Regions from separate parts of the Homo sapiens genome. Here region 1 is linked to region 2. A link is an interaction called in ENCODE POLR2A ChIA-PET data of the cell type or tissue named here. Cell type or tissue: PC-9. All regions are shown on one strand. Each heading gives the region's core, and the rest is flanking DNA. Links, peaks and the distances in the headings are about the cores only. Region 1 overlaps MUC21 (mucin 21, cell surface associated). Region 2 has its middle 42 kb from the start of C6orf15.

The links. Peaks named below come from ENCODE experiments on the same cell type or tissue, not always from the same donor. Only the 100,000 strongest peaks of a DNase experiment are listed, where the experiment ranks them.
Region 1: POLR2A ChIA-PET joins it to region 2 with 26 read pairs; 4 of 35 experiments call an interaction of 5 or more read pairs at or near these places.

What each region holds. Positions count from the first base shown.
Region 1 is chr6:30,986,568-30,997,036 of GRCh38, reverse strand. MUC21 (mucin 21, cell surface associated) reads right to left here. Exons shown (of 3, transcript NM_001010909.5): 2 at 9,356-10,469; 3 at 7,134-9,037. The coding sequence ends at 8,843. Among named protein-coding and RNA genes, the nearest start is that of MUC21, 8.1 kb to the right of the region's middle. RefSeq lists enhancers at 3,748-4,511, 9,003-10,202. In PC-9, for the core only: no CTCF peak of the experiment used is centred there; no DNase peak of the experiment used is centred there.
Region 2 is chr6:31,062,435-31,079,132 of GRCh38, reverse strand. No RefSeq gene overlaps it. Among named protein-coding and RNA genes, the nearest start is that of C6orf15, 42 kb to the left of the region's middle. RefSeq lists enhancers at 7,123-8,086, 8,087-9,051. In PC-9, for the core only: CTCF peaks have their summits at 8,285, 8,297, 9,866 and 10,065 (motif pointing right); DNase peaks (open chromatin) are centred at 8,302 and 10,112.

The DNA.
Region 1 (10,469 bases), core at 2,346-10,345, 80 kb after region 2:
TAGGTGTTGGGGCTACAGCGGAGGTGGGTTGTTTAAAAATCCTTCTAACCATCCCTTGATTGGTAGACCTATTCTCACAGTCATGGGAAGGGTCTTTGTTAGCAATTCCACCTGCTGTAAAGCATTCTCTACTACTAGCACTTCTTGTTCAACAGGAGAGTATCTGGTTTTGGCTCCTTTCTTAAAAGGACTGATTCCCTAGACTGCGGTTGCCATAAGGCCCCACTCATATCCTCAGGAGCAGCAGTAACATCCAAAGTCCTAGCTGTACCCTCCAAAGGGGTGCCTAAGGCCTGTGCCTGCTGTACCAACACTTCAGCCTGTTCAAAGCTTCCTGCTGTGGTGTGTCCCAGGCCCAATGTGCCCTTTCTCTGATAAGTCTGTATAGGGATCTCAAAAACTGTGCTAAGTATGGGATGCATACTCTCCAATAACCCAAAAGACCCACAAATGTTTGGATTTCTTTGACTGTTTCTGGAGTTGACATTGTTGGGCTTTGTCAATTATTGCACCCAGTATCAAAGGAGTGTTACCCAACCATGTAACCCCTAAAAACTTCACTGTGGGCCGGGTGCAATGGCTCACACCTGTAATCCTAACACTTTGGGAGGCCAAGGTGGGCGGATCACAAGGTCAGGAGTTCGAGACCAGCCTGGCCAATATGGTGAAACCCCATCTCTACTAAAAATACAAAAGTTAGCTGGGCATGGTGGCAGGTGCCTGTAGTCCCAGTTACTCGGGAGGCTGAGGCAGGAGAATCGCTTGAACCCAGGAGGCGGAGGTGGCAGTGAGACAAGGTCGCACCATTGCAATCCAGCCTGGGTGACAGAGCGAGACTCCGTCTCAAAACAAAACAAAACAAAACAAAACAAACAAACAAAAAATCTTCACTGTGGGCTCTGGGCCTTGCATCTTCTGAGGATTGATGGCCCATCTCCATTCCATAGATGAGCACCCAATACCATAAGACATTACTGCAAACCAAAACAACATGGTACTGGTACAAGAACAGACACATACACCAGTGGAACAGAATAGAAAACACAGAAATAAGACCACGCACCCACGACTATCTGATCTTCAACAAACCTGACGAAAGCAAACAATGGGGAAAGAATTCCCTGTTCAATAAACGGTGCTGGGATAACAGGCTAGCCATATGCAAACAATTCAAACTGGACCCCTTCTTTACACCTTACACAAAAATTAACTCACGATGGATTAAAGACTTAAATGTAAAACCCAAAACTATAAAACCCTGGAAGACAACCTAGGTAATACCATTCAGGACATAGGCATGGGCAAAAATTTCATGACGAAGATTCTGAAAGCAATTGCAACAAAAGGAAAAATTGAAAATGGGATTTAACTAAACGAAAGAGCTTCTGCACAGCAAAAGAAACTATCAACAGAGTAAACAGACAACCTACAGAATGGGAGAAAATTTTTGCAAACTATGCATCTGACAAAGGGCTCATATTCAGCATCTATAAGGAACTTAAACAAATTTATTTTAAAAAAGCAAACAATTCCATCAAAAAGTGGACAAAGGACATGAACAGACACTTCCCAAAAGAAGACATACATGTGGCCAACAAACATATTTTAAAAAGCTAAACATCATTGATTATTAGAGAAACGCATATCAAAACCACAATGATATTGTGCCATTGCACTCCAGCCTGGGCAATAAGAGCGAAACTCCATCTCAAAACAAACAAACAAAAACCCACAATAAGATATCATCTCACGCCAGTCAGAACAGCTATTATTAAAAAGTCAAAAAATAAAAGATGCTGGCGAGGTTGTGGAGAAAAAAGAATGCTTATACACTGTTGGTGGGAGTATAAATTAGTTCAGTCATTGTGGAAGACACTGTGGTGATTCTTCAAAGACTTAAAGACAGATACCATCTGATCCAGCAATCCCATTACTGGGTATATACCCAAAGGAATATAAATCATTCTGTTATAAAAGCACATGGACGTGGCCAGGCACGGTGGCTCATGCCTGTAATCCCATCACTTTGGGAGGCTGAGGCAGGTGGATCACCTGAGGTCAGGAGTTCGAGACCAGGCTGACCAATATGGAGAAACCCCTGTCTCTACTAAAAATACAAGATTATATGGGCGTGGCGCCACATGCCTGTAATCCCAGCTACTGGGGTGGCTGAGGCAGGAGAATCGCTTGATCCCGGGAGGCAGAGGTTGCAGTGAGCTGAGATCGCACCATTGCACTCTAGCCTCGGCAACAAGAGCAAAACTCCATCTCAAAAAAAAAAAAAAATGCATGCATGTGTTCATTGCAGTGGTATTCACAATAGCAAAGACATGGAATCAACCTAAATGCCCATCAGCGATAGACTGGATAAAGAAAATGTGGTATATATACATCATGGACTACTATGCAGTCATACAAAAAGAACAACATCATGTCCTTTGCAGGGACATGGATGGAGCTGGAGGCCATTATTCTTAGCAAACTAATGCAGGAACAGAAAACCAAATACCGCATGTTCTCGCTTATAAGTAGAAGCTAAATGATGAGAACACAGGGACACATAGAGGGGAACAACACCCACTGGGGCCTATCAGAGGGTGGAGGGTGGGAGGAGGGAGAGGATCAGGAAAAATAACTAATGGGTACTAGGCTTAATAGCTGGGTGACGAAATAACCTGTACAAAAAAACCCCCATGACACACATTTACTTATGTAACAAACCTGCATATGAACCCCCGAACTTAAAATAAAAGTTAAAAAAAGAAAAGCCATGGCTGCAGCACAGTAAAAGCTTCAGCGGCTGACATAATGCCAACAAGATAACAAAACTAGAAGAAAAGACGGGAATGCGAAAAAAGACAAGACTCTTTCATGGGCTTTGTGCTGGGTGGATAATAGTTGCACTTATTGGGAGGATAATAATTGCACTTATTTCAGCATACCCCCTGGACAATATGAATCATTTAATGTTGACAACGCCATGTAGGGGCAGGAAGTTGTAGGGGCTCCCATTTTCTTCCTCTCTCAAGAACAGTCTTCACGGAGTGCCTGCGATTGCAGGCACGCGCCGCCACGCCTGACTGGTTTTCGTATTTTTTTTGGTGGAGATGGGGTTTCGCTGTGTTGGCGGGGCCGGTCTCCAGCTCCTAACCGCGAGTGATCCGCCAGCCTCGGCCTCCCGAGGTGCCGGGATTGCAGACGGGAGTCTCGTTCACTCAGTGCTCAATGGTGCCCAGGCTGGAGTGCAGTGGCGTGATCTCGGCTCGCTACAACCTCCACCTCCCAGCCGCCTGCCTTGGCCTCCCAAAATGCCGAGATTGCAGCCTCTGCCCGGCCGCCACCCCGTCTGGGAAGTGAGGAGCGTCTCCGCCTGGCCGCCCATCGTCTGGGATGTGAGGAGCCCCTCTGCCTGGCTGCCCAGTCTGGAAAGTGAGGAGCGTCTCAGCCCGGCCGCCATCCCATCTAGGAAGTGAGGAACACCTCTTCCTGGCCGCCATCACATCTAGGAAGTGAAGAGCGTCTCTGCCCGGCCACCCATCGTCTGAGATGTGGGGACCGCCTCTGCCCCGCCGCCCCGTCTGGGATGTGAGGAGCGCCTCTGCCCAGCCGCGACCCCGTCTGGGAGGTGAGGAGCGTCTCTGCCCGGCCGCCCCGTCTGAGAAGTGAGGAGACCCTCTGCCTGGCAACCGCCCCGTCTGAGAAGTGAGGAGCCCCTCCGCCCGGCAGCCGCCCCGTCTGAGAAGTGAGGAGCCCCTCCGCCCGGCAGCCACCCCGTTTGGGAAGTGAGGAGCCTCTCCGCCCGGCAGCCAACCCGTCCGGGAGGGAGGTGGGGGGGTCAGCCCCCCGCCCGGCCAGCTGCCCCGTCCGGGAGGTGAGGGGCGCCTCTGACTGGCCGCCACTACTGGGAAGTGAGGAGCCCCTCTGCCAGGCCACCACCCCGTCTGGGAGGTGTACCCAACAGCTCATTGAGAATGGGCCATGATGACGATGGCGGTTTTGTGGAATAGAAAGGGGGGAAAGGTGGGGAAAAGATTGAGAAATCGGATGGTTGCTGTGTCTGTGTAGAAAGAAGTATACATGGGAGACTTTTCATTTTGTTCTGTACTAAGAAAAATTCTTCTGCCTTGGGATCCTGTTGATCTGTGACCTTACCCCCAACCCTGTGCTCTCTGAAACGAGTGCTGTGTCCACTCAGGGTTAAATGGATTAAGGGCGGTGCAAGATGTGCTTTGTTAAACAGATGCTTGAAGGCAGCATGCTCGTTAAGAGTCATCACCACTCCCTAATCTCAAGTACCCAGGGACACAAACACTGCGGAAGGCCTCAGGGTCCTCTGCCTAGGAAAACCAGAGACCTTTGTTCACTTGTTTATCTGCTGACCTTCCCTCCATTATTGTCCTATGACCCTGCCAAATCTCCCTCTGCGAGAAACACCCAAGAATGATCAATAAAAAATAAATAAATAAATAAATAAAAAGAAAGAAGAAAAAGAAAAAAAAAAAAAAAAACAGTCTTCACTACATGCACCTTCGATCTGAATTTTTCCACTGAAGTTTGCTAAGTCTTTCCTAACAGAATACCTGTGCCTAAAATGTTTTCTGGAATAAGAAAAATAAACACCACATATGGGGCAGGGGAGCTTCCCCAATACCTAGATGTATTAAAGTCCTTCTCATCCAGATCGTTTGTCCCCATAACCAGTGATGGCAGACCATTGACCAGGGTGTATTTATGGATTTCCATGAATTAAAGTATATTCTGCCCTAGTATCTACTAAGGAAATAGTCTTCTCCTTATTTTTTTGAGAGGAACAGTAAATGGTGAGCTCAATATGGGGCCTCTGGTCACCTGCAACGTGGGGTTGACCTTGGTCCCACTGCTAATCTTGGGCCCAGCATGGAATCCCCCTCTGATAGGCTGGAGTATTAGAATGAGGGGTTGAGTCATCTTCCTCTTCTGCTAGAGGGGCAGAAATGAAGGGACAAAACAGCCCTTCAGTCTGTACTTCCCTCCATAAGGCTACTAACACAGCATTTTTCATATTTTCCATATTTTAACATTTTTTACATATTTTTTTCTCAGAATTTTTCTGCTCCCAATAAGTCATGCCACATTTGCCTGTTCTTGACTCTAGTTGGTCGCTTTCCCTTATTTTCCCCCTTCTTCCTGTGGAGCATTATCTTTCCCCTTTGTCAGCCCTTGCCGGGTTACAAAGCACACCCCGTCCCTAGCTTTCTCAGTAGCTCCCAAATCTGTGATGGCTTCTCCTACGTCATATACATCTTTTTTTTTTTTTTTTTAAGACGAAGTTTCGCTGTTGTTGCTCAGGCTGGAGTGCAATGGCACGATCTCGGCTCACTGCAACCTCCGCCTCCCACGTTCAAGCTATTCTCCTGCCTCAGCCTCCCAAGTAGCTGGGATTACAGGCGCCTGTCACCATGCCCGGCTAATTTTGTATTTTTAGTAGAGAAGGAATTTCACCATGTTGACCAGGCTGGTCTTGAACTCCTGACCTCAGGTGATCCATCCACTTCGGCCTCCCAAAGTGCTGGGATTACAGGCATGAGCCACCGTGCCCAGCCCTTTTTTTTTTTTTTTTTTTTTTTTTTTGAGACGGGGTCTCACTCTGTTGCCCAGGCTGGAGTGCAGTGCCCCAATCTCAGCTGACTGCAACTTCTGCCTCCTGAGTTCAAGCAATTCTCCTACCTCAGCCTCCCAAGTAGCTGGGGTTACAGGCACACCACCTAGCTAATTTTTGTATTTTTAGTAGAGATGGGGTTTCACCATATTGTCCAGGCTGGTCTCGAACTCCCGATCTCAAGTAATCCGCCTGCCTCGGCCTCTCAAATTGCTGGAATTACAGGTGTGAGCCCCTGTGCCTGGCCTTCCCACATCATATACTTCTTGTCCCATTTATAGGACTCAATAACATGAGCCAAGGGTTGTGCCATTCTCCTGGTGCACCCTTCAGCAATTTATTTTTCATCCCTGCAGGAAAAAACTGTTTTAAGTCCTGTGAGAACCCAAACATAGATGACTTGACTCATTCCTAATTCTTGGAGAAGCCCTTGGGCCTTTTCTGTTGACTGCCAGGAGGTCATCCTTCCCGGTAAATTTCCCTCATTAGGTCAAGCCTCCCTCATAGCTAGAATGAGCCAGTCCATAAGCTATGACTCCCTTGCGTCTGCCTTGCCTTAGCAAAGATGCTTCTGCAGGGCTGCATGGGTGGTGATGTTACTCATTTTTTCTGCTTCTCCTGTTAAGGAAATATCATCAGCCCCTGTGTCCCACAATCAGACCATCCAAGCAGCCAGGGATTTCCTCGGTAGTTGTTTAAAGGCCTTTGCAATCTCTAAGAGTTCTGCAGCGGTAGGTTCCCTGACAGTGAGAGTCTCCTGTATCAGCTGACCCCCGTTTTGCTGCCAATGTTAGGTTTCACTTTCCTTTGCATGAGACAGCGAGCTTGCCAATGATCCCCATCCCCCTCCACACCTGTGACTTCTATGTCATCAGTCTTCCTCTTCATAACAATCCCAGGGATTCCAAGTTTTCACATCCCGGTTGGGCTTTCTCATGAGAGCTCTGATTTTTGGTCATTTCCATATCTTTCGCCCTAGGTGGACAAATCTACATGCTAACATTTCAATTTTTGTCTCTTGGTCTTCAATTTTGTTTGCTAAGTTGGATGTGAGGAGAGACATGGAGAGGTACACGTCTTTTTCTAGTTGCAATTCCTTCTCTAGACATTTAATTTTGGCTTCTGCTGCTAGCCGGATCTTCATTGCCAAAAGAAGCACCCAACCCTCTGCAGTGGCTATTGGCCGACCTTCCGTACCCCAGTGCACTATGCGGCTTTCAGTTAATAACTGCTCTAGGCCACCTGGCATTTTCAAGGCATCCCTGCACTCACACAGAGGTACACAGGTATCGAACAGTTGTGCCATCCAACCCTACACAGACGTGGCTGCCGCCCTGGGGTTTCCTTACAGATGCTTCATTCTCCTTACCCATTCCTTGTTCTCCCAGCTACTGGCTGGGGGATCACCAAATGTTCTACCATGAACAGGTCTACACAAACCTACCCCTAAATTTTGAGGGGAAAAGAGATCAAAGAAAGAGACTGACAAATCCAGTTTCTCACAGAGAAATATTTAATGGAGTCTTCCAAAGAGAAGTGATGTCTGAGGTGGCCACAAGATGGTGGATTCCCACACTCCCTCTCCAAAAAATATCCTTTCTAGAGTAAGCTTTTAGGGGAAAACATGTGCAACTGGTCACATCACAGACTTTCTTGCTGAAACCCATGACTGCTGGGGAGGTTAGATAAGCATCTTTGTGAGAGGTTAATTACGCTACAGGCATTGTTTTAAAGCCCTTGATACAGAACACCTTGGTATGCAGGAGTCAGACATTGGACATCTGGCGAGGTGCAGTGGCTCACACCTGTAATCTCAGCATTTTGGGAGGCCAAGGCAGGAGGAGTTCAAGGAGGCCAGGAGTTCAAGACCAGCTTGTGCAACAGAGTGAGGCCCTGTCCCTACAAAAAATTCTAAAAATTAGCCAGGCATGGTGGCACACGAAACTGTAGTCCCAGCTACTCAGGAGGCTGAGGCAGGAGGATTGCCTGAGCCCAGGAATTGAAGGCTGCAATGAGCTATGATTGCACCACTGCAAAACTCCATCTAAAAAAAAAATGGCCATTGTGGTGGTTTCACTTCAAGATGGTATCACTCTTACCATGCAACAGGCTGTTTTCCTATAGCCGCATTGGTAAGATCCAATTCTTTGGTTTGCTGACACTGGAGAAACCCAATAAGTGGTGGAAGATGGAGCAGTTTCTACTGCTGTGAGTTGGGGTGAACCCACCAACAGACTGCTAATTCTCTGCTGAGGGCTCTGTCCCAAGTAGGAGCCCTCCATTACCTTGTGGGCTCAAAGCAACTTAGCCTCTAAAGCAGCTCCCCTCTGTCTTCCAAGACCTGGAGGACCCTCTTCCCTGGACTCATGAAAGGGATACGTGCAGCTCTTCTGGGCGGGGATTTATGAGAATCTCGGGTCTTTGCAAGAGCCTCTTGGAAGATTCGACCTCAGCAGGCCAGAAAGTCTTTCCCTTGGGAAACCAGGGAGCACTCAGGGAGATGAGTGTCACCAGCTCCTCCACCCTGATGGGTAGTCAGGCCTGGAGCACATGGAAATGCCCTGGGAACCTCGACTTCAAGTGAATATGCGTACCCCCCTCCCCCCTCCCCCCCCACACACAGAGCAGGTAGTTGTAACGCCTCCACCTCATCCTGCTCTTGGCTCTTCATGTATCACAACCTAATCTCTGTGTACCACAGGCCTCACGCAGGAGCCCATAGCATGCTGGCACCCGCCCTCCCTCCTTATCTCTCCCAAGTCAATTCTCCAGCCAATCGGGGTGTCTCAGAGATACAGGGACCTTGCCTGGGGCAAAAAGGATTAGAAAATGCAGACACACAGATAAGAATGAGGTCTTTGGATTTTACTGTGGAGATTTTGAATGCCAGATGGAGTCCAGCATGGAGGTTTTCTCCTATAACTGAGTTCATCTCAGAGCTAGATACCCACCCCGGGGCACGCACAGCTTCTCTTTGTCGTGTGTGTTAGATGAGATGTATTTATTTCTTAGCTAAATGAGCAATATAGTATTCTCTTTCCAGTGTCTGGTAAAGGCAAGAAAGGTGAGGAATACCTTCTTCAAGATTTTCAGGATCTCAAACAAAGCTGGGAGGGGTCTCCTGGGATGAATGAAAGGAAACCAGGTCTTGGGTGCCCAGGTCTCTTCCTTCCTGAAGAATGCGGCACTTGCTTCCGGGGCTGCTCAGGGCCCGCTGTTCCTCCCGCTCATCTCCATGGCTATCGAGGATACTGGTCTCCTCCAGAACCAGTTAGGACTCCACCTGGGCCTGTGGGGGGCTCCATGATTCCCTCCAGGGCCTGGACCAAGGCCATGGTTGAGGCCATGAGGGTGGTAGACAGCTGTGTTAAAGGTGTTTCTCAGGGACAGGCTGTTTCTCTAAAAAAAGAAGAGTCAATAGTTTCAGAATTGCATCCCTGTCTCCCACGCCTTTACCACGTACGCCTTCTGGAATCTTCTCCCACTTCCAACCACACTCTTTACCTAGTTCTCCTTTCTCCAGTCCTTTCTGTGGCCCCCTTTTCCCGCAGGTCAGCAGCTTCCTCTGCATTGACCTACCATGTCTCTGTGTTACTCTTTCCTGATCTCCCTTCCTCCCTACCCACCCCTGACTTGAGACCCCTTCTATTCACACCCATTTCCTTGTGTTTCTGCTGCTCCTTCCCCCAGGCATTTTCTTACATATTAGGCACTCACCACACAGAAGAAGAGCCCAGCAAAGAGCCCCACGGCCGCCACAACCGAGACCAGGGTGATGAGGAAGATTTCCCACGGCACCAGGGACCCACCAGGCTTCGCCTCACTCACTGCAGTAGATGCACTATGGGAAGTTGTGTGCATTCCAGTCAGAGCTGCTGTTCCAGAGCCTGCAGAGGTCACACTGGACCCAGAGTTGGTGGCTGTGTTGGCCCCACTGGAGGTTGTGCTGGACTCAGAATTGGTGGCAGTGCTGGCCCCACTGGACACTGTGCTGGACTCAGAGTTGGTGGCTGTGCTGGCCCCACTGGAGGTCGTGCTGGACTCAGAGGTGGTGGCTGTGCTGGCCCCACTGGACACTGTGCTGGACTCAGAGTTGGTGGCTGTGCTGGTCCCACTGGAGGTCGTGCTGGACCCAGAGTTGGTGGCTGTGCTGGCCCCACTGGAGGTTGTGCTGGACTCAGAGTTGGTGGCTGTGCTGGCCCCACTGGAGGTCGTGCTGGACTCAGAGTTGGTGGCTGTGCTGGCCCCACTGGAGGTTGTGCTGGAGTCAGAGTTGGTGGCTGTGTTGGCCCCACTGGAGGTCGTACTGGACTCAGAGTTGGTGGCTGTGTTGGCCCCACTGGAGGGTGTGCTGGACTCAGAATTGGTGACTGTGCTGATCCCACTGGACACTGTGCTGGACTCAGAGTTGGTGGCTGTGCCGGCCCCACTGGAGGTCGTGCTGGACTCAGAGTTGGTGGCTGTGCCGGCCCCACTGGAGGGTGTGCTGGACTCAGAGTTGGTGGCTGTGCTGGCCCCACTGGAGGTCGTGCTGGACTCAGAGTTGGTGGCTGTGCCAGCCCCATTGGAGGTCGTTCTGGACTCAGAGTTGGTGGCTGTGCTGGCCCCACTGGAGGTTGTGCTGGACTCAGAGTTGGTGGCAGTGCTGGCCCTACTGGACACTGTGCTGGACTCAGAGTTGGTGGCTGTGCTGGCCCCACTGGAGGTTGTGCTGGACTCAGAGTTGGTGGCTGTGCTGGCCTCACTGGAGGTTGTGCTGGAGTCAGAGTTGGTGGCTGTGCTAGCCCCACTGGAGGTTGTGCTGGAGTCAGAGTTGGTGGCTGTGCTGGCC
Region 2 (16,698 bases), core at 4,066-12,065:
AGCCTCCCAAGTAGTGGGATTACAGGCACCTGCCACCACACCCAGCTAAGTTTTGTATTTTTAGTAGAGACAGGGTTTCACCATATTGGCCAGGCTGGTCTCAAACTCCTGACCTCAGGTGATCCACCTGCCTCGGCCTCCCAAAGTGCTGGGATTGCAAGCGTGAGCCTCCGCGCCCAGACAGAGGTAATTTTATATAAAGGATTGTTAACCACATATTGAGATCTAAAAAGACAAAAAGAGCACTGAGATACCGCAGAGGTAGAACGCGTGGGAATCAGGAATGGGGCAACTGCCTCTCCCTCAGTCTTGGGGAACTGAGGGAAGAGGTCAGTATTATTCAATGGGAGAATCTGGGAGGATGGCCCCACGGAGCTAGAATTCAGTTTCCTAAGGAGGAGCCTGGCCAGTGAGCCGGTATCACTGAGGCCACGGGAAGAGGCCTTTGCCGGGAGTGAGGAAGAACCACAGTTTGGGACTTGCTACTGCTGCTGGACCAGCTGTTGCTACAGGGCTGAAGATCCTCGGCTGTGGTGATGCCGGCAGGATTGGGAGGCCAACAAGGGAAGGGATCCCTTCTTCCTCCAGTGCTGACACCTCCCTCTACACCTAAGAGGGAGCCAGCTGGGAAGGAGAGAGTGGAAGAGGGTTTTGAAGTCAAGTGACAGTAGCTTAATATCCGTCAGAACCCCCTTACTCCTGTGTTCCTAGGTGTTTTTCCTTGTCTGGTCAGTTTCTCCAGAGAAGGTTTCTCTATTAATCGGCCTGGGGCAAGTCTGGCTGCTGGAGTTCTCAGAACCAACTTCATGGAGGGGACCAGGAAGCCTTACTGTTCGATAGGCAGGCTTTTACATAATCCTAAATGACTTTTTCTTTTCTTTTATTGCTTCTCTTATTTTATTTCTTTTATTATTACTTATTTTCTATTTTTTAAATTATTTTATTTTGTTTTCTTCTGGCCACATAAAGCCAGAAGGCCATAGGCTATATATATATATATGTAATTTTTTTTTTTTTGGTAGAGCTGGGGATCTTGCTCTGTTGCCTAGGCTGGTCTTGAATTCCTGGACTCAAGTGATCCTCCTGCCTTGGCCTCCCAAAGTGCTAGGATTATAAGCATGAGCTATCACGCCCAGCCTTAAATGATTTTCATTGTGGTTCCCAGGATGTGGCATGGTTCAACGCCTCCAGCGAGCAAACCACTCATTAGGGTGGAATATAGGGGGTCACTCTGCCATGTGCGTTGAGTTAGGAGATCTAGGGTTCTAGTGGCTTCTTACATAGACCATCAGCCTCTGGTTCCAGGCCTCTTGCACACTCACGTTTGGGATACTTGGTTTCTCCATTCCTTACTGGGGTTCTGCTATGTGAAATCAGCCTGCTTCTGGGATTCTCCCACTGACATTTTACCTTTAAATTTCTCTTATCTGCTAAGACCTTTGTCTATTTGTTATCCAGATCATTATTCTCTATTTATTTAGATTGTGTAGTCAGTTTCTCTCTCTCTCTCTCTCTCTCTCCTCTCCCCCCGCCTTTTGTTCTTGTCAGTCCTTGCCTTTTAAAACCCCTTTATCACATTTTGGTGGGATTTCTGCTGGGAGCAGAGATGGTTGTGTTCAATCAGCTACATAAAGCCTGAAGGCCCGGCCAGGCACAGTGGCTCAGGCCTGTAATCCCAGCACTTTGGGAGGCCAAGGTGGGCGGATCATCTGAGGTTAGGAGTTCAAGACCAGCCTAACCAACATGGAGAAACCCCGTCTATACTAAAAAAAAAAAAACAAAAAACTTAGCCAGCCGTAGTGGTGCATGCCTGTAATCCCAGCTACTCAGGAAGGCTGAGGCAGGAGAATCACTTGAACCCAGGAGGCGGAGGTTGTGGTGAGCCAAGATCCTGCCACTGTACTCCAGCCTGGGAACCAAGAGCGAAACTCAGACTCAAAAAAAAAAAAAAAAAGCCCGAAGTCCCAGTTGAATTTGTGGTGTAGATGTGGTGGGTGGGCTCTGGGTACCCAGCGCAGCTTAGCTGGCAGTATGTAGAAGTGAATACCAGGAAGTCTTTCTTTTCATTTCCCTCTGTTTTCTCTGGCTTGCCTCTGCCCAGGTGGCACTGGGGCCTCTGCTTCAGTGTATGCCTCAATGTATTTCCAACAAGATCCTTTCTTACGGAGACGGAGATGAGACAGCCCAGAAATCTGACTGATATGCCATGCTGTGGAGAGATCTTCCGGGAACAAGAGGGAGTTTGCAGTTCTCATTCTATTTTTGCTGGCCTCTAATGATCAGAAGCAAAGCAGAGCCAAAACAAATAGGCTAATTTACATTCCCTGCTATTAATGCTCATAAAATGCTGCATTTTTATATTGCTGCTCAAAGCACAGACTGCAGAAAGAGTATTGAGGTGGTTCTGACAGCAATCTTAAGAACTGCAGAGAGACTCTCTTGCTCAATAATTTTCTCCTTCTTTTAAAAATAAGGCTGGACATGGTGGCTCACATCTGTAATACCAGCACTTTGGGACACCGAGGTGGGAGGATAACTTGAGTCCAGGAGTTCAAGACCAGCCTGAGCAACATAGTAAGACCCCCATCTCTACAAAAAATACAAAAATTAGCCAGGTGTGGTGGCTCACACCTGTAGTCCCAGCTGCTTGGGAGGCTAAGGTAGGAGGATCACCTCAGCCCAGGGAAGTTGAGGTTGCGATAAGCCATGATTGCACCACTGCACTCTAGTCTGGACAACAGAATGAGACCCTGTCTCAAAAAAATAAATAAATAAAAATAAATAAATTAAATAACATTGGCTGGACATGGTGGCTCACGCCTGTAATCCCAGCACTTTGGGAGGCCGAGGCAGGAGGGCTTGAGTCCAGGAGTTTGCAACCAGCCTGGACAACGTAGTGAGATCTCCATCTCTACAAAAAGCGAACAAAATTAGCCAGGCATGGTGGCGTGTTCTTGTAGCCCCAGCTACTCAGGGAGCTGAGGTGGGAGGATTGCCTGAGCCTGGGAGGCTGAGGCTGCAATGAGCCGAGATCGCACCACTGCCCTCCACCCTGGGCAACAGAGCGAGATCCTGTCTCAAAAAGGAAAAAAAAATTATCAGGTTTGAAATAAAATATACATAATATAAGAAAACAAAAGTAATTTCTAACCCCAATAAATAAAGATAGAAGACATTGTTAACATTTTGGTATATTTTCTTCTTCTGTTTTTTTTTTGTTGTTGTTTTTGTCTTATTTTATTTAGAGATGGTCTCCCTCTGTTGCCCAGGCTGGGGTGCAGTGGTACAATCAGCTGACTGTGACCTTGAACTCCTGGGCTCAACTGATCCTCTGACTCAGCCCCCCAAGTAGCCAGGACTACAGGCATGTGCCATCACATCTAGCTTTTTTTCTTTTTCTGAAATAAGAATGGGTTATATTTTGCTGTAACAACATGGGGTTAGGGACCAGGCCTGCGTAGTTGTAGTCATGCTTTATGATATGGCTGGTGACTCAGTTAACTGCTGGTTCATGAGCTGGAGCAATCCCAAAATGGTTTTCTAAAGGATGCCTGGCCCTGGTGTTTCCACACTGGCTCCTGTGGAGCATCTCTAAGCAGAGGCTGCATGGTGTTCTGTCCAGGTGGGAGCACAGGCTGAGTGACTCAGTTTTCATGAGGCGATGTATACCTGTTGCCCGCCCAAATGAGTTCTTAACAAATGGTAATGAGACTGGCCACCGTGGCTCACGACTGTAATCCCAGCACTTTGGGAGGCTGAGGCTGGCGGATCACTTGAGGTCAGGAGTTGGAGATCAACCTGGCCGACATGGTGAATCCCCGTCTCTACTAAAAATACAAAAAATTAGCTGGGCGTGGCGGGTGACTGGAGTCCCAGATGCTTGAGAGTCTGAGGCAGGAGAATCACTTGAACCCGGGAGCCGGAGGTTGCAGTGAGCCGAGATGGCGCCACTGCACTCCAGCCTGGACAACAGAGTGAGACTCCACCTCAAAAAAAAAAAAAAGAAATAAACAAAGCAGATATACAGTAGTCCCTTGGTATATGAGGGGGATTGGTTCCAAGACTCCTGTGTATACCAAAACCTACACATATTCAAGTCCCACAGTCAGCCCTTTGGGTCCCAAATATATGTAAAGTTGGGCCTTTGTATACATGGGTTTCACATGTCACCATTACTGTGTTTGTGATCTGCATTTGATTGAAAATAACCCATGCATAAGTGGACCTAAGTGGACCTATGCAGTTCAAATCCATGTTGCTCAAGGGTCAACTATATGGACATTAAATTAAGCAAGACATAAACTGGGATGTTAAAGCATGAGCAATAAATTAAAACTCAAAGAAATGACAGAAACCATTAGAGAAAATCAAATGAAGTATTGCTAAAAAATTTTAGGCAATTTTAACAAAACAGGAAAAACTTTATCAAGTTGATTTTTGCAAAGAAACTGGAACATGAGCTCCCTCCACTCACGTGTCTGTGCCCCTCAGAAGGGCGGTCCTGAGGAGCCAGCACATAGCCCAGGACTGACGTTAATGCCCTCAGGCAGGCTCCCACTGCCTCCTCTGCGCCTGCCTTCTCTCACTTTCTAGAATCCCAGTCCTAAAACTCTGTTTGATGTTTAGCAAAGGAAGACATATTCAGACATGCATAATAATGGTAGAAGACAGAGGTGAGGAATGCTGTGAAAGGTGTCCAAGGGGCCATGGAGAGCCCTGGGACTCTGGGGCTACCCCAAGGAGGCTGTGTTTTAAAATGTGTTTACACAGGCCTTTTCCATCATAAGTACATCTTTATTATTTTATGTATTTTGGAAAACACAGAAAAGTATTTCAAAAGCAAATCCTAAAGTAGTAAGCCTTAGATCATTGTGAAAGTTAATTTTTAAAAATATTTATTAAATTTAATGAATTAATTAATTTTTTGAGGCATGGTCTTACTCTGTCACTCGGGCTGGAGTGCAGTGGCACAATCACGGCTCACTGCAGCCTCAACTTCTCAGGCTCAAGAGATCCTCCCACCTCAGCCTCCCGAGCAGCTGGGACCACAGGCACTCGCCACCATGCCTAGCTAATTTTTTCTCGTTGTTTTTTGTAGGGACAGAGTCTCACTATATTCCCCAGGCTGGTCTTGAACTCCTGGGCTCAAGCAATCCACCCATCTAAACCTCCCAAAGTGCTGAGATTACAGGGATGAGCTGCTGTGCCCAGCCAAAGGTTAATTTCATGTGTCAGTATGCTTAAGCCATGGTACCCAAATATTTGGTCAAACATTATTCTAGATGTTTCTACTAAGGTATTTTGTAGATGAAATCAACATTTAAATGGATGGACTTTGAATAAAGCAAATTACCCTCCCGTATGTGAGTGGGTCTGACATCCCCCAAGGAAGAGGGAATTCTGCCTCCAGGTTGCCCTTAGGCCTGAACTGTGACATTAACTTTTGTCTCCAAGCCTGCCAGTTTTCCCTGCAAATTTTGGACTTGCCAATCTCCACAATCGTGTGAGCCAATTCCTTAAAATCTCTCTCTCACCTATATGAGCTCCTTTGAGTGTGTCTTCTCATCTATATGAGAGAGAGAGAGAGACAGAGAGAGAGAGGTTTTAGTTCTGTTTCTCTGGAGAACCCTAATACAGTTATGGTTTCATTTTAAAACATTTTTTTCTAGTCTTTTCTTTATACCTAGGTGGTTGTTGTTGTTTAGGTTTTTGTTTTTGTTCTTTTTGAGGGGTTGTATTTTATTGTCACCAATTGCATATATAATTGTGTGTTCCTTAATTCCTTATATTTATTTATTTATTTATTTTTGAGACAGTCTAGTTCTGTCACCCAGGATGGAGTAAAGTGGCGTGATCTCTGTTCACTGCAACCTCTGCCTGCCGGGTTCAAGAGATTCTCGTGCCTCAGCCTCCCAAGTAGCTGGAATTACAGGCACCCACCAACCACGCCTGGCTAATTTTTGTATTTTTAGTAGAGATGGGGTTTTGCCATGACCTCAAGTGATCCGCCAGCCTCGGCCTCCCAAAGTGCTGGGATTACAGCATGAGCCACTGTGCCTGGCCTTTAATTCTTTTTAAATAAATTATTATGACACTATTGTCTTCTTTGTTAATATAAGTTTTAATAAAAGTCACTTAAGTGGCTTCCCAATGATGCACAAAGTACATAGTCTATAATTTATAGTTTTTACTGCTAAATGTTTCTGCTGCTTCCAATATTTTGTTAAGATAGTAAACTGTAATGCACTTTTTTTGTTTATAAAGCTTTTTACACAATTGAGAATTGGATAGATTCCCAGAAATGAGATGACTGCATTGAAGTCACAGGCTAAGAGACACAAAGAGAACAGCAGCGACCCGCAGCAAGCTGGGCCAGAGGCTCCAGAGACTGCTGTCGAGGCCTGCTGGGGAGGAAGCCATGGCCAGTGGGGGGGCCACGAGTGGGCACAGAATCCACCCTCAGCTCCCACAGCTGCCCTCAGCCTCATGTTTAATCAGGCTCCACTAAAGACCTAGGGATAACAGAAGAGAATTCCAGGTACACTTAAAACTGGAAATGAGACATGGTGCTTTCAGATTTCAGAGGCCCACGCCCCTCCCTGTATGCACTTGCTACAGGAGGCTTCTCTGCCTCACCTTTAGCACGCTCTGAGTTTTGGGGGCCAGCATAACTCCCCAAGATAGGTGGCTCCCTTGAGTGTGCCTTCACTATGCAAAATACAGGCTCCCAACTCTGTTCTTGTTCTGGTTCAAAGACAGCAGGAAGTTTCCCCACTCAATCCAGCTTGCGGCCCACCTACCTACCAGTACCTGTGTTCTTTAGGATGATTTAAAGTGAGAATGAGCTACTCTCTGGAGGAGAAACATCCCAACCTATGGCCTGTGACCTCAGTGCCTTATGACCTGTGAGAGAGACTACATGTCCAGCAGAAATATACATGTATTTCTCTGTGAGAGAGACTACATGTCCACAGAAAGCGAGCTCCGTGTAATTTACAAAGTTCTAGTAGTCACATCAAAAAGGTAAAAAACAACAGGTGAAATTAATTCTAATAGTAAATTTTATTTAACACAGCATATCCAAAATATTGTGATTTTGACAAGTAATAAACATAAAAATTATTAGTGAGATATTTTACTGTTTTTGTACTAAGTCTTTGAAATCTCATGTGTGTCTTGCACTTAAGAGCACATTTGTATTTGGACTAGCCACACTTCATGTGCTCAGTTGCTACATGTGGCTAATGGCTACCATGTAGGACAGCACAGACTTACTGCACAGCTTACCTGAGGAGATCCTAGCAATAAATACTTGTCTTGCATCGCATGTGTCTCAAGAATAAGTTATTATTATTAATTAGTTTTTTTTCCTTGAGATGGAGTCTTGCTCTTGTAGCCCAGGCTGGAGTGCAGTGGCATGATCTTGGCTCACTGTAACCTCTGTCTCGTGGGTTCAAGTGATTCTCCTGCCTCAGCCTCCCGAGTGGCTGAGATTACAGGTGCACACCACCACGCCTGGCTAATTTTTGTATTTTTAATAGAGATGGGGTTTCACCACTTTGGCCAGGCTGATCTCAAACTCCTGCCCTCGGGTGATCTGCCCTCCGCCCGCCTCCTCGGCCTCCCAAAGTGCTGGGATTACAGGCGTGAGCCACTGTGCCCAGCCAAGAATACGTTATTTAGTCTTGAATTACAGATTTCATTGAACATCTACAGATCAGTCTATGACGTCCTTAACTTGCTCAGTGGAGCCAGTTTTCCCCATTCCAAGATGAAAATATGGACAGTACTAAGACTGTTCTGATCTCTCTTAGGTCCTGTAGTTATTTTATATTACCAAACACAATGCCAATTCAGAAACTCAACGTTTAGTTCCAAAGGTAAGTCTCCTTTCCTCCAGCAAGGGCTTTGCAAGGATGGGAAGATGAGAAATGGGGAAACAGGTCCTCAACATTATGCATCTATCCTTCTTCTCCTGTCTTGCTAATGGTGGTTTCTAACCCTCCAAGGTTGAGTAGAATGGGGAAGGGTTGGGGGAAGGAGTGGTCTGGGGCGTGGAGCAGGCACGGTTTGCAAGAGGGCTTTGCATTCTCTGGGACTGGTAGGGGCTTACAGGGGATTCCTCCTCCTTGGGTGCTTCTTCCGAGACCCCTCACCCCTAATGCCATACAGTTGCAAATGAGGATTTCTTTCCACGATTTATTCCTCCCACAGCTCATAGGAATGCAGTAATCACTTCAGCTTCTCTCTGCTGAGGCCTGTTGATGCCTGTAGGTGGCCACATCAGACAGGATTAGCTCGGCTCCACATCAGCTCGCTTCCTAGCATGCCTCACACTAGTCTGCTGGAAATACTTACACAGCCTTGCCCTGAAAACCTGGGATACAGGTCCCCAGTGCCTCCTCCTTTCCTACACTCCCACTCCCAGGGCAGAAAACCAGCCTGTCTCCTACCATGAGGTCTGCAGACAAATGTCAGATGCCAGCCCATTGCAGTCTGTCCACTGGGGAGGGGGAAGCTTTATGCAGGACAATAGGAAAAAAGAGTGAAACTATTCTGAATTAGATGTTTATATACATAAAATGATATTGCTTGACACCTGAAGGGAACAAGAAAAACTCTGGAGCTTTCTTGATCTAGTGACATGAAAGAAAGATGAGGTCCATGTGCTGTGGCTCATGCCTATAATCCCAGCACTTTGGGAGGCTGAGGCTGGAAGATACCTTGAGTCCAGGAGTTCAAGGCCAGCCTGGGCAACATGGTGAGACCTAATCTTTATTGAAAAAATAAAAATAAAACGTAGCAGGGCATGGTGGTGCATGCCTATGATCCCAGCTATTTGGGAAGCTGAGGTGAGAAGATTACTTGAGCCAGTGAGATTAAGGCTTCTATGAGCCATGATCATGCCACTGCATTCCAGCAAATTAAAAAAACTTAAAATTTTTTTTAGGCTTGACTTGAAACTCAGAGACCTTGAAAAAGAAAGAAAAAGAAGAAGAAAGAAAGAAAGAAAGAAAGAAAAAAAGAAAGAAAGAAAAGATGGGACCATTGGTCGCCATGGACACTGTTTCCACAGCTACTTTGCTATTTTGATTGTCATTGCGTATTGTTTGAAAGACTCTGCTATGAGAAAAATATAACTATTTCTCAATTTAACCGTGATAGACTATAAGTAGATAAAATAAGGTTGAGACAGATTAAATAAACTATTAAGGGGAAGAACTAGACTAGAACCCAGGTTTTCTGGCTTCTTATCTGGTGTCTGTTTTCACTCTGAAACTCACTTAGGGTCACGGACTCACTGACTCACAGATTCAGTGTGACAAAGATAATCAGAAACCAAGTCACTGTAACAAAAGCCCCCTAAAGACAGGACACCAGCTCACTGCTGTATCCTCAGTGTTGACGTCAGTGTGCTTGTCCAATAATCCACACTTAATAAATGTGAGTAGAATGAGTGAATTAATTAATTAATGGTTTAGTTGTTTAGTTTGTGAGGGAACAAGTATCTGAAAATGTTAAATGAATCACTGAAAGTCATTTATATATATGTGTGTGTGTATATATATACATATATATATATATATTTTTTAAATACAGAGTCTTGCTATGTTATCCGAGCTGGTCTCCAACTCCTGAGCTCAAGCAAACCACTCGCCTCGGCCTCCCAAAGTGCTGGGATTACAGGTGTGAGCCACCTCACCCTGTAATATAATATAAATGCCGAAAGTCATTTATATTTTATAGGTTGTAAGACATATATTTATTTTCCCATTTATCATCTCTTGAATAGGGATGCGTCTTACAATCAATGGCGTGTCATAGTTTAACCCGCTGTGTTTTCCTCTTAGTGCTGCATGAAATAATGGTATGTTTTCCGGCAACGGAGCTTTAGATGCAATGAGGAGCAGCAGTTGTTTGTGGACATACGTTGTGTCTCATGTCAGTGAGTGCAAGGAAAGGGGGAGGTGGGGGTGACCCCGTGGGATGCAAAACAAGTCAACTTCTCCAGGCCCTCAGAAGTGGCGCTCAATCTCCAGAGAGGCGCCCATCTCGCAGAGGGCCACTACCCGGTCATTGCCACTAGGGGGCTACCAGACATTTCATCAGGAAGACACAGGCAGTCTTTGGGCCTCTCTTCCGACCAGGCCATTTGTTGCCATGGATATTGTTTCCATAGTTGCTTTGACTGTCACTGCATTTCCCCTGATTATCTGTTTTTGCATGCTGAATATATACTATAATCCAATCTTCATCCTCATCAATTTAACAATTTTATCATATCTAGATTTTTCAAATGGCCAGTTTTCATCAATTGTGACGTTCATGGCATTTGACTTTGTTAGTGAGTTCTGCTTTTGCAGCCCCTGTGTTCCAGTATACAATACTGCATTATACCTCAGCTCACTTCACAAATTGGGTATCCACTGCAAGCAACTAAGCACAAGTAGTGAATACTAATCCAAATGAAAGAATGGGTCTGTTGTGGTGTTAGCGCAAGAGAAAATTCCTCTGCTCCATGGTGCATTAGTAGTAGCTCATTTTGCTTGCTGCCCCATTTGATTACATTGTTGGTGGTAAATATCACTGCTGAAAGTTCCATGAATTTCTTAAAGGTCTCCAAAGAAGATGTGGAACATTGAAGCATTTCACAACGTTTGCATGTACATGACAGCAATATTCATTCGCTTCTGCCAGGCACCTTGAAGGCAAAAGCTATTTACATGGCTCTCCACTGTGTTCTCATAGCCATGCACAGGCTTATATGTCCTCTGCAAAGATGTGATAGATGATCAAAGGAAACATCCAGTCTCCTCCCTCTCCCTCTCCCTCCCCCTCCCCCTCCCTCTCCTCCCCCTCCCCCTCTCCCTCTCCTCCCTCTCCCTCTCCTCCCTCTCCCTCTCCTCCCTCTCCTCCCTCTCCCTCCCCTCCCTCTCCCTCTCCTCCCTCTCCCTCTCCCTCTCCCCACGGTCTCCCTCTCCCCCTCCCTCTCCCTCTCCCCACGGTCTCCCTCTCCCCCTCCCTCTCCCTCTCCCTCTCCCCGCGGTCTCCCTCTCCCCCTCCCTCTCCCCACGGTCTCCCTCTCCCTTTCCCCACTGTCTCCCTCTCCCTCTCCCTCTCCCTCTCTCTCCACGGTCTCCCTCTGATGCCGAGCCGAAGCTGGACTGTACTGCCACCATCTCAGCTCACTGCAACCTCCCTGCCTGATTCTCCTGTCTCAGCCTGCCCAGTGCCTAGGATTGCAGGCGCGCGCCGCCACGCCTGATTGGTTTTCCTATTTTTTTGGTGGAGACGGGGTTTCGCTGTGTTGGCCGGGCTGGTCTCCAGCTCCTAACCGCGAGTGATCTGCCAGCCTCGGCCTCCCGAGGTGCTGGGATTGCAGACGGAGTCTCAATCACTCAGTGCTCAATGTTGCCCAGGCTGGAGTGCAGTGGCGTGATCTCGGCTGGCTACAACCTCCACCTTCCAGCTGCCTGCCTTGGCCTCCCAAAGTGCCGAGATTGCAGCCTCTGCCCGGCTGCCACCCCGTCTGGGAAGTGAGGAGCGTCTCTGCCTGGCCGCCCATTGTCTGGGATGTGAGGAGCCCCTCTGCCTGGCCGCCCAGTCTGGGAAGTGAGGAGCGCCTCTTCCCGGCCGCCATCCCATCTAGGAAGTGAGGAGCATCTCTGCCGGGCCGCCCATCGTCTGAGATGTGGGGAGCGCCTCTGCCCCGCCGCCACGTCTGGGATGTGAGGAGCGCCTCTGCCCAGCCGCGACCCCGTCTGGGAGGTGAGGAGCGTCTCTGCCCGGCCGCCCCGTCTGAGAAGTGAAGAGCCCCTCCGCCCGGCAGCCGCCCCGTCTGGGAAGTGAGGAGCATCTCCGCCCGGCAGCCGCCCCGTCAGGGAGGGAGGTGGGGGGGCAGCCCCCGCCCGGCCAGCCGCCCTGTCCGGGAGGTGAGGGGCACCTCCGCCCGGCAGCCCCGACTGGGAAGTGAGGAGCCCCTCTGCCCGGCAGCCACCCCGTCTGGGAGGTGAACCCAACAGCTCATTGAGAACCGGCCATGATGACGATGGCGGTTTTGTCGAATAGAAAGGGGGAAATGTGGGGAAAAGATAGAGAAATCAGATTGTTGCTGTGTCTGTGTAGAGGGAAGTAGACAGGGGAGACTCCATTTTGTTCTGTACTAAGAAAAATTCTTCTGCCTTGGGATGCTGTTAATCTATAACCTTACCCCCAACCCCGTGCTCTCTGAAACATGTGCTGTGTCCACTCAGGGTTAAATGGATTAAGGGCGGTGCACCATGTGCTTTGTTAAACAGATGCTTGAAGGCAGCATGCTCGTTAAGAGTCATCACCACTCCCTAATCTCAAGTACCCAGGGACACAAACACTGCGGAAGGCCGCGGGGTCCTCTGCCTAGGAAAACCAGAGACCCTTGTTCACTTGTTTATCTGCTGACCTTCCCTCCACTATTGTCCTATGACCCTGCCAAATCCCCCTCTCCGAGAAACACCCAAGAATGATCAATAAATACTAAAAAAAAAAAAAAAGAAAAAGAAAAAGGAAACATCCATGCCACCTCCTTTCATGGGTAGAAGGTAGAAGCTGAAAAAGTCTTCTGGGTATGGAAACTCACGAATACCTCGAGGCCAACTTGGTTCAGGGTTGCTGCCTAAAAAACTCTGGGTGAGGTCCTGAGTTGAAAACAAAACATCTCTGCTTGTGTTCAATTTTCAAATTCTTTTGAGGGTGAGGCCTGAGAAGTCGCAAACATCTTAAAAAGCAGAACTCACTAGTAAAGGCAAATAAATGCCATAAATGTCACAATTGATGACACGTTCCCTACCATCCATCACACACACAAGAATGTTTTTTCTGTGTATCCACGACTTGTTTTCAGACTGGGGGCTCCTCAAGAATAGGGACTGTGTCTGGTTTTTCTTGCTTGGCTCAAAACCCAATACAGATTGGAGGAAAGATCCGAGAGCCTGCCATTGCAAGCCTAAAGAAGAGAAGACTGAAGGATAAAAGTGTTCATACCTGTGAGTGATTTTTGTAGAGACAGTGCAGAACAGTTCATCACTTGAGATTCAGTCCAAATGAGATAAAAAGTGAGTAATCCTGGAGCCAGGAAACCTGAGTTTAACTCCCTCACCCCCCACCCCTCCCTGCCACTTACCGTTAAGGAGGTTTGGGGACAATTTATTTAACTTCTCTGAACTTCAGTCTTTGCATTTCTAAGACAGGATGGTTCTCCTACCTCACAGAGGTGATGTGAAGATCAAAAGAATCCACATATGTGACAGCAGCTCAAAGTGCCCCACAAATATGTCACAAGTCTCCGGTCAGTTACCCTATCCCTTGGGAAGCTTTCCAGGATCTGCACAGGCTGAATGAGATCCCTTCTCTGGACTCTGCCCGAAAGCATTCCTTTATTGTAGCACTTAGCATGTTGCACTGTAATTGCTGGTTTTCTTGTCCTTGAGGGTAAGAACTATGTCATTCACTTCTGTTGGTTGGCTGCCTCTGTTCCCAAAAGAATTCCCAGCACCATACTAGACAGTTACTAAAGGAATCCTAGGCCAGGTGCAGTGGCTCATACCTGTAATCCCAGCACTCTGGGAGGCCAAGGTGGGTGGATCACAAGGTCAGGAGTTCGAGATCAGCCTGGCCATCATAGTGAAACCCTGTCTCTACTAAAAATACAAAAATTAGCCGGGTGTGGTGGCACGCGCCTATAGTCCCAGCTACTCAGGAGGCTGAGGCAGGAGAATTGCTTGAGCCTGGGAGGCGGAGGTTGCAGTGAGCTGAGACCACACCATTGCAATCCAGCCTGGGTGACAGAGTGAGACTCTGTCTCAAAAAAAAAAAAAAAGGAATCCTAATTTCCTTGTGTTTACAAATAAGACCAAAACAGAAGAAATAGCACCAAAAGAAAGCATACATTTATTCGTTTATTCCAAAATGTGTATTTCATCCCATCTAAGATGACGTTGAATGCAAGATGCAGCATTACTTATGCCCCACTAAGGAAGAAAGAGTGCTACTGACTGGTTCATGATGTGCTATCAAGTGTAAGACACTTTTCCATTTTTAAACGTTTCTTGGTTTTTTTTTTTAGGCAGTGTCTTGCGATGTTGCCCAGGCAGGTCTCTAACTCCTAGCTCTGGGCAATCCTCCCACCTTGTCCTCCAAAAGTCCTGGGATTACAGGCCTGAACCACTGCAGCCAGTGGACATCTCCATTTTATTTTTATTATTATTTTTTTAAGACAGCATCTCACTCTGTCACCCAGGCTGGAGTGCAGTGGTGCAATCTCGGCTCACTGCAACCTCCACCTCCCAGGTTCAAGTGATTCTCTTGCCTCAGCCTCCTGAGTAGCTGGGACTACAGGTGTGTGCCACCAGCGCCCAGCTAATTTTTGTATTTTTAGTAGAGACGGGGTTTCACTATGTTGGCCAGGCTGGTCTCCAACTCCTGACGTCAAGTGATCCACCTGCCTCAGCCTCCCAAAGTGCTGGGTTTACAGGTGTGAGCCACTACGCCCATCCGACATCTCAATTTTAGATTACGATCCAATGGGGAAGATGTGCATCAGAGGCTCAATGAAGCATATGATTATTAAATATCTAATCTATCTCATATATTGTCCTCAAAACCCCTATTCTCAAGGAACTGACATTCTAGTGGAAGGAGACAGACATAAAACAAATAAGTTAACACGTAAATAAGCATAAGTTCAGATTGTCGTCAGCTCCATAAAGAAAATAAATATGGTAATCTGTAGAGACTGAAGAGAGGGGTTTGTTTTAGATGAATCACAAGAAAGGTCCTGAATAGATCTGAAAAATAACTACGTGTTTTCTAAGGTGTCAAACAATACCTCGCTAAGGGAGAGTGTTGAATCACTGTTGCTTCACCAAACATTCTTGTTTAGAAAGACAGGGGACTGGACCAGAGTGTGCATTCGCAGACGTTTTAATGAGAGGTGACACTCCCCAAAAGGCATAAATCCTGTTCAGGCACAATCTAGAGGGGTGTGCTTACTTGCCTGGTGTCCTCAATCTGGACTTGTGCAAGTTGGGTTCAGCTGGACCTGGTATGACTCCTTGATGACACCTGAAGAGGTCCTTTAAACACTGGACTTCATAAAGAGAAAAGGAGGATTAGCTGTATGATTAACTGTATGCATTTACCAAAGGCATGGAATGCACAGATATGTGCGACAACTTATAAGTGTCATCTGAGTATGAGTATATTATGGTTTGAGAGTCAACTACCAAATCTTGTAGTTCAGGTCCCAGGAGTGGTTAGAAAGGTATTTCCCTTATTCATTGAGGCTTCATTTTTTTTTTCTTCCCTTATGGGTGTTCTGCAGCATCTTCTCCTTGTCTTTTCTACCTTCAATACTCTCCAGAGACCAGATCTTCATGTATATCTCTCTGGGCTCTCAAATGCCAAAACCATACTCTCCTTCACGGTAGCACCCTGAGGGGGTGGACTTATTCTGGAGAAAGCTACGTGGCAAGTTGAAGGAGACTGACTGGGTAAAGCCCCTGTGCCTCTGGCAGAACTGCTGCCACAAAGGGATATGCGTATCCTGGGAATAATTAGTACAGGCCAGTTGCTACTGACTTTAAGGATGTTCCTTATGCTTCAATCCTATGTACAACTCTGGGATCTTTGGAGAGCAGCAAAAAGACTGAGATTGAATTTCCCTCTAATCTGACAGGAGCAGAAATTAACATTTTCTTTCTTTTATTTTTCTCTTCGAGACAAGGTCTCTCTCTGTTGCCCAAGATGGAGGGCAGTGACATGATCACAGCTCACTGCTGCCTCGACCTCCTGGGCTCAAGCAATCCTCTCACCTCAGCCTCCCAAGTAGCTGGGACTACAGGCATACACTACCATACCCAGCTAATTTTTAATTTTTTTGTAGAGACGAGGTCTCACTATGTTGCCCAGGCTGGTCTTGAACTCCAGGCCTCAAGCAATCCTCCTGCCTCAGCCTCCCAAAGTGTTGGGATTACAAGCGTGAGCCACTGTGCCCAGCCTTTTTCTTTCTTTCTTTCTTTTTTTCTTTTTTTTTTGAGACAGGATCTTGCTCTGTCGCCCGGGCTGGAGTACAGTGGCACAGTCATGGCTCACTGCAGCCTCCACCTCCTGGGCTCAAGCGAGCCTCTTGCCTTAGCCTCCCAAGTATCTGAGCCTACAGGCATGTGCCACCACACTCGGCTAATTTTTTTTTTATTTTTAGTAGAGACAAGGTCTCACCATGTTGCCCAGGCTGGTGTAGATCTTCTGAGCTCAAGTGATCTTCCTACCTCGGTCTGCCAAAGTGCTGCGATTACAGGTGTGTCATCCTGCCTGGCCAGAAATTAACTTGATTGAAAGAAAAGAAAAGCTTTTGATATGCTAGCGTTTTTGCATGCATGCTTTTGCATGCTAAAGTTTCTATGCCATTTACAGAGATTTCATGGTCTCTTCAATTGCTCTAAGTTGTCCTTGAGGTGCAGAAACTCAAGCACACAGACTTCTCAGCTAGAATTTGTAGCTCTAGCAATTCCTTTGTTTATTGCACAAACCTAGCTTGTACCGAGACCAAAAGTTCTGCCCCCTTGAAGACCAAGGCAGATTCTGGAATTCCTTGTGCTTGCCAATACCCTTTGACAAATGCCCAGCCCCAAACCCCAGCCTGAACTTCAGGAGGAAGATTTT